Regions from separate parts of the Homo sapiens genome. Here region 2 is linked to region 1. A link is a loop called in an ENCODE intact Hi-C map of the cell type or tissue named here. Cell type or tissue: heart left ventricle. All regions are shown on one strand. Links, peaks and the distances in the headings refer to the core of each region. The heading gives the core; the rest is flanking DNA.

The links. Hi-C counts contacts between places; a loop is a spot of excess contacts. Peaks named below come from ENCODE experiments on the same cell type or tissue, not always from the same donor. Only the 100,000 strongest peaks of a DNase experiment are listed, where the experiment ranks them.
Region 2: it touches region 1 in a loop (2.1-fold over the local background); 3 of 110 quality-filtered maps call a loop at or near these places.

The regions. Positions count from the first base shown.
Region 1 is chr12:110,243,955-110,246,868 of GRCh38, forward strand. No RefSeq gene overlaps it. Among named protein-coding and RNA genes, the nearest start is that of ATP2A2, 36 kb to the right of the region's middle. In heart left ventricle, for the core only: a CTCF peak has its summit at 1,748 (motif pointing left); DNase peaks (open chromatin) are centred at 1,097 and 1,727; H3K27ac peaks cover 2,383 bases.
Region 2 is chr12:110,173,714-110,176,627 of GRCh38, forward strand. The region is part of intron 11 of IFT81 (intraflagellar transport 81); the gene reads left to right. Among named protein-coding and RNA genes, the nearest start is that of IFT81, 51 kb to the left of the region's middle. In heart left ventricle, for the core only: no CTCF peak of the experiment used is centred there; no DNase peak of the experiment used is centred there; H3K27ac peaks cover 266 bases.

The sequences.
Region 1 (2,914 bases), core at 201-2,700:
GCCTGGCCAACATGGTGAAACCCCATCTGGCCAGGCGCAGTGGCTCACGCATATAATCCCAGCACTTTGGGAGGCCGAGGCGGGTGGATCACCTGAGATCAAGAGTTTGAAACCAGCCTGGCCAACATGGCGAAACTCTGTCTCTACTAAAAATACAAAAATTAGCCAGGTGCGGTGGTGCACACCTGTAATCCCAGCTACTCGGGAGGCTGAGGCAGGAGAATCACTTGAAACCGGGAGGCAGAGGTTGTGGTGAGTCAAGATCACACCACTGCACTCCAGCCTGGGCAACAGAGTGAGACTCCGTTTCAAAAAAAAAAAAAAGAAAGAAACCCCATCTCTACTAAAAATACAAAATCAACCAGGTATGGTGGCACACGCCTGTAGTCCCAGCTACTTGGGAGGCTGAGGCAGGAGAATCGCTGGAACCCAGGAGGCAGAGGTTGCAGTGAGCCGCGATCACGCCTCTGCACTCTGGCCTGGGCAACAGAGAGAATCTCTGTCTCAAAAAAAAAAAGAAAGAAAGAAATGAGGGTGGCTCTGCAGAAGTCTCTCTGCGTGAAAGGGCAGTGGAGATCGCCCACAGTGTGTGGAGCTGCTGGCGTTCATGCCGAGCCGTGGGCCCTCATAGAGCTGGTCCTGAAGGTTCAGCAGCTGTTCGGCATAAGCCACTTCAATCCGCTGGCAGTGAGTTTGGAGAATCTTTTAGCTTTGCTCCTAAAGGTAGATTCCAGGCGGTCTCAGAAGAATGATAAAGGGAGGGAGAAACAGGGCAGATGAATAAGAAAAAAGCTAGAAAAAGATTTGTATTGATGCTAGAAAAAAATGAAAGCTCTTTGTGGGTTTATTTATGCAAAGTAGAGTGCAAATACCTTGACTTGGCTGTTATTTAGGACCTTCCCTCCTCCCCTGATTACCTTCCAAACTGACACACACACCCCAGAGCAATTCAGAGCTCTGGTCTGGAAAATCTTCCCACTGAGGCGTCAGTAGCTTGCCCTGTGATGACAGGTTTAATGGTTTTCTATCTCTGCATTCCACTAGGACCACCTACCCAGAGGCCACGCCCTACTGACCCGGTTAGCCAGAGCCTGAGACTAAGCGTGAGCACACAGAGGGCAGTACCAGTGCAGGCGCCGGGAGAGCTGCGTTTTGCTTTGAGTGAATCGCTCTGGTTGGCTGTGTGGCCATGTCCATGTTGCTTGCCCTCTCTGTAATTCAGGGTCCCAAATTATATAATGGGACTGATGGTTCTTGTCTCCTAGAAATGTCATGAGAACAGAGTAAATTATTGGTCTTCACCTTTTTTTTTTTTTTTTGAGGTAGGATTTCCTAGGCTCTCTTATACCAGAGAAGAAAATGTCCTTAGAAGACATTTAATCAGAGAATAGACAGAGAGAAGGCAAACTTGCTCACAACCTGCCTTGAAGTCTCTTACATGTCTCCTTCCAGAGAAGTCCAAGGGAATCTTCAGTAATTGCTGGACAGCAACCTGGAGTAGGGGGTGGAGGTGATGTATTTTTCTTTCTTCCAGTTTCCCCTTCCAGTCTGATCTCTCTTTGAGTGACACTGATTGGGGTGGGCCAAGGGTCATGGGTGAAAACGTCCCCGCTGCTCAGGTCTGCTTATTGGATAATACACCCATCAGCCTGCCCTCTCCGTGGGCAAAGCCCCAGCCTTTGTATTGATGTGTGTTTGATTGTTTAAAGGCAGCCCTGCTGGCTCAGTGCCCCCTGCTGGCCTCCATCTGTGGCAAAGAGCACACAGCCAGAGAGCAGCAGTCACTGAGGGCAGGGCCAGGGCAGCACCAGGCTTCCCAGTCACCTGCCTGCAGTGCCCAGGAACTCACTGTCAACTCCTTGTCCTTATGAAAGTTCCTCGGGTTCTCCTTTTCATGATTGTATTAATCTCCTGTTGTAACAAATCACCACAAATCCAGTAGCTTAAAACAACATGAATGCATGATCTTCCATTTCTGGAGGCCAGAAGTGCAAAGTGGGTCTCACAAGGCTAAAATCAAGGTGCTGGCTTGGCCGTGTTCCTTCTGGAGGCTCTAGAGGAGAAGCCATTTCCTTTTCTTTCCCAGCTTCTAGGGGCTGCCCATATTCCTTGGCTTGTGGCCTCTTCCTCGTCTTCAAAGCCCGTCGCTCCAGCCTGTTTCTGTCCTCACGTGTCCTCCCCAACTCTGACCCTCCTGCCTTCTTCCTGTAAGAACCTTATGATTAAGTTGGGCCCCAGCCCTGTCTGTCCTTGGGTTTCTAAGGATTTCTCAGGAATGGAAGTGCTGTTCCTTGTCAGCTGGGAGCCAGTGGGATAAGTGCATTGATTAGGAAGTTTCCTGAGGACAGGAGGCACCCAACCTTACAGGCCTTTGACACCCTCCCGCCCAAAGCAGTTGATGACCAGTGAGAGGACTGAGAGTCCAGAAATAAAAAGAAGCGGGACCCCATATGTCTGGATTATAAGAAACTCAATTGATAAGGATGAGAGCAGGCAAACGGGCTGATGTCACACACAAGCAGCCTGATCAACGACCTTCTCCCTTGCCCCAATTCTGGAATCACTTCACCAAAGCACCACCATGCTTTCCATCTCTTAATGCCTTTATTTTTAGTTTGGGGTATTTTCTATTGTTTGAAGGTTGCCTTGCAACCCGTTCGCCTGGAGGGTTTAAACAATATAGAGTTTCTTTGCTGAGCAGCAACAGTAGCCAAGAGAGACTGAATATAAACTTTTAAGTCTATTTTCTCAGGGTTCCTCCATCAGGAATGGCTTTAAACAGAAGAGCGCACTCCCCTGGCTTGCCTCTCCCTGGGGGAGGGGAGAAGGGTAGCTGATGGAGAACATTTTGTGTTCTCTTATCTTTCATCCTAGTGGAAGGGGATAAGCACCAGAATAGGAAAACAAAATATCT
Region 2 (2,914 bases), core at 302-2,801, 70 kb before region 1:
ATGGATTAAGGGCAGTGCAAGATGTGCTTTGTTAAACAGATGCTTGAAGGCAGCATGCTGGTTAAGAGTCATCACCACTCCCTAATCTCAAGTACCCAGGGACACAAACACTGCGGAAGGCCTCAGGGTCCTCTGCCTAGGAAAACCAGAGACCTTTGTTCACTTGTTTATCTGCTGACCTTCCCTCCACTATTGTCCTATGACCCTGCCAAATCCCCCTCTGTGAGAAACACCCAAGAATGATCAATAAAAAAAAAAAGAAAGAAAAAAAAAGAAAAATTAGGCCGGGCACGGTGGCTCACGCCTGTAATCCCAGCACTTTGGGAGACTGAGGCGGGTGGATCATGAGGTCAGGAGATCGAGACCATCCTGGCTAACACAGTGAAACCCCATCTCTACTAAAAATACAAAAAAATTAGCCAGGCATGGTGGCGGACGCCTATAGTCCCAGCTACTCGGGAGGCTGAGGCAGGAGAATGGCGTGAACCCGGGAGGCGGGGCTTGCAGTGAGCCAAGATCGCGCCACTGCACTCCAGCCTGGGCGACAGAGCAAGACTCCGTCTCAAAAAAAAAAAAAAAAAAAAAAAAAAAAAATTAGCCGGGTGTGGTGGTGTGCCTGTAATCCCAGCTACTTAGGAGGCTGAGGCCAGAGAATTGCTTGAACCTGGGAGGCGGAGGTTGCAGTGACCCGAGATTGCACCATTGCATTCCAGCCTGGGAGACAAGAGCAAGACTCCGTCTCAGAAAAAAAAAAAAAAAAAAAATGGCTTTGTGTTTCTTAAACAATGTAAAGTGCTTATTATATGATAGTCTTGTCAAGTCTTCACAGCTAATTACTTTGAAAATCATTTTCATGCCAGATATTGAGGGAGAAAATTTGCAGCAGGAGCAGTAATTCTTGTTTCACATAAATATCTAGAATGATGCCTGGAATCCAATAATTCTTTTGAGTTCCTGATAAGCGAAAAGCATTTATAAATGGTTACATTCTTAGAGAAATAAACTGCCTATCCATTACAAAAGCTAGCCCAGATTCTGATCATTACTCTTAAAGGTTGTAAAACATACTAAATACACAAAAGGAAAAAGAACATCTGTCAATTTCCATTTTGATCACAGGGGAGCCGAGTCTTTAAAATTGGTCCTGAAGCCAGAAGCTAGCACTATAAAGCATTAGTCCATTACAAAACCCAAATGCACGCAGAGATAAAGATTAGAGTTTCACACAACTGAGTACTCTCTCAGCACCTGCTAGCATAAACCATAAAGTATTAATCTTATTTGATCTCAGCATCTAAAATGATAGCTGCTCTTTCATAGAAGACTAATTTAGATTACAAATGTATATGGGTACAAATGATTAGTAATAGCTGCTATAATGGGCTTCCCTGCCCAGTAGCAAGCTTTGTAGTTTACTTTACTGACAAATTCATTTGGTTTACCTGTTATGATACACTATGGGAAGCTTTTTCCTTAATGTTCTAAGGATTTGTTGCTTACCTCCTATGCCTTTAAAAATTATTTTTTTCCTTTATAGCTAAAGGTGACTGGCTGAGAGTTCTTTATAATATCTTGCCCAGCTACTGCAAAGGCTGAGTGGATTAATATTTTGGCACACTCACAATATTTGTGGCACGTGCATGTACCAGAGCATACCCCATTTAGGAAGGTCTGCTCTGGAGCAGTGCTACTCAAAGTGTGGTCTGAAGACTAGTTTCAGTCCAGAGACTGTTAGTTTCTTCTAATCTGCAGCCATATAAATTGAGAGGAAACATTTAGAAACCCTTATAGTCATTTGATCTCGGTATTTTCGTTATTTTACAAAAGTATCTGATGCACATATGTTTAGAAATTTTTTAAAAAACTCGTCCTTTAACAGATAGTTTGAAAAGTCCTGCTACTTGTAAAAGTGGAGTTGGTGAGCCATAGAATATGTATAGTGTCTGCTTCAGTAGACAAGCCAAGTTGTTTTCCAGACCATTGCTCTAAATTATATATCTCCCTCTCTACTTCCTCCACATCATCACCAACACTTGGTATTGAAAGATTTTTTATTTTTGCCAGTTGGGTAGGTGTGAAAATGGTATCTCATTGTTTTATTTATTTATTTATTTATTTTTAGACAGAGTCTGTCTCTGTTGCCCAGTATCTTCTCTGGCATTGAGAAATTTGGCTCCCTTTTTCTATATTGCATTTATTTATTTGCTCAATCAATAAACTTGCTTGTTTGCTCAATTTAAATAATCTATCAACTACTCCAGCCTCCTTCTTTACACACCAATCCTGTGTCCCCATCCCACCAACCACATTTTCACCCTCTGTGTCTATGTTTCCACGACTCCTCACTCACCCCTCTGTGTCCTCAGCTGCCAGGCCTGCTAGCCTATGTCTCTGTGTGTTTCCTCAGCCCCTAATCCCATCATTGCATATCCTTGGCCATTCAGCCTGTTGACCTGTACCTCCATTAACTCCCCCTACTACCCTGTGTCCCCAGTCACCAGCCTCCTGGTCCACACTTCTGATACAACTTCCCAAGCCCCCTCATTTCCCAGTATCTTTGACCTCCGGACCCTGTACCCCGCCATGCCTCTATGCAACCTTACTGGCACCTCCATGCAGCTCTCTATTTACTGCCTACCTCTCCAGCTACCATTTTGACCCCTGTAAACCAGGAATGGAAGGGAAAAGGAGGGCAATTTTTACTCTTATTCTCATCTGAGTGTACAGCAGAGTTTACCAGAGGCTTCACAAATGATCAGGCCATTGCTCTGGCCGCTAATGGAATGAGTACTTGTGTTTTATAAGTCTGAAGATTTAGCTTCAATGTGTTCATCAGTTTTGTTTTTTGTATGACATTGAAGATCCAAAAATAACCTAAAATCCAAATGATAATTAAAAGAAACCACCAATGGAA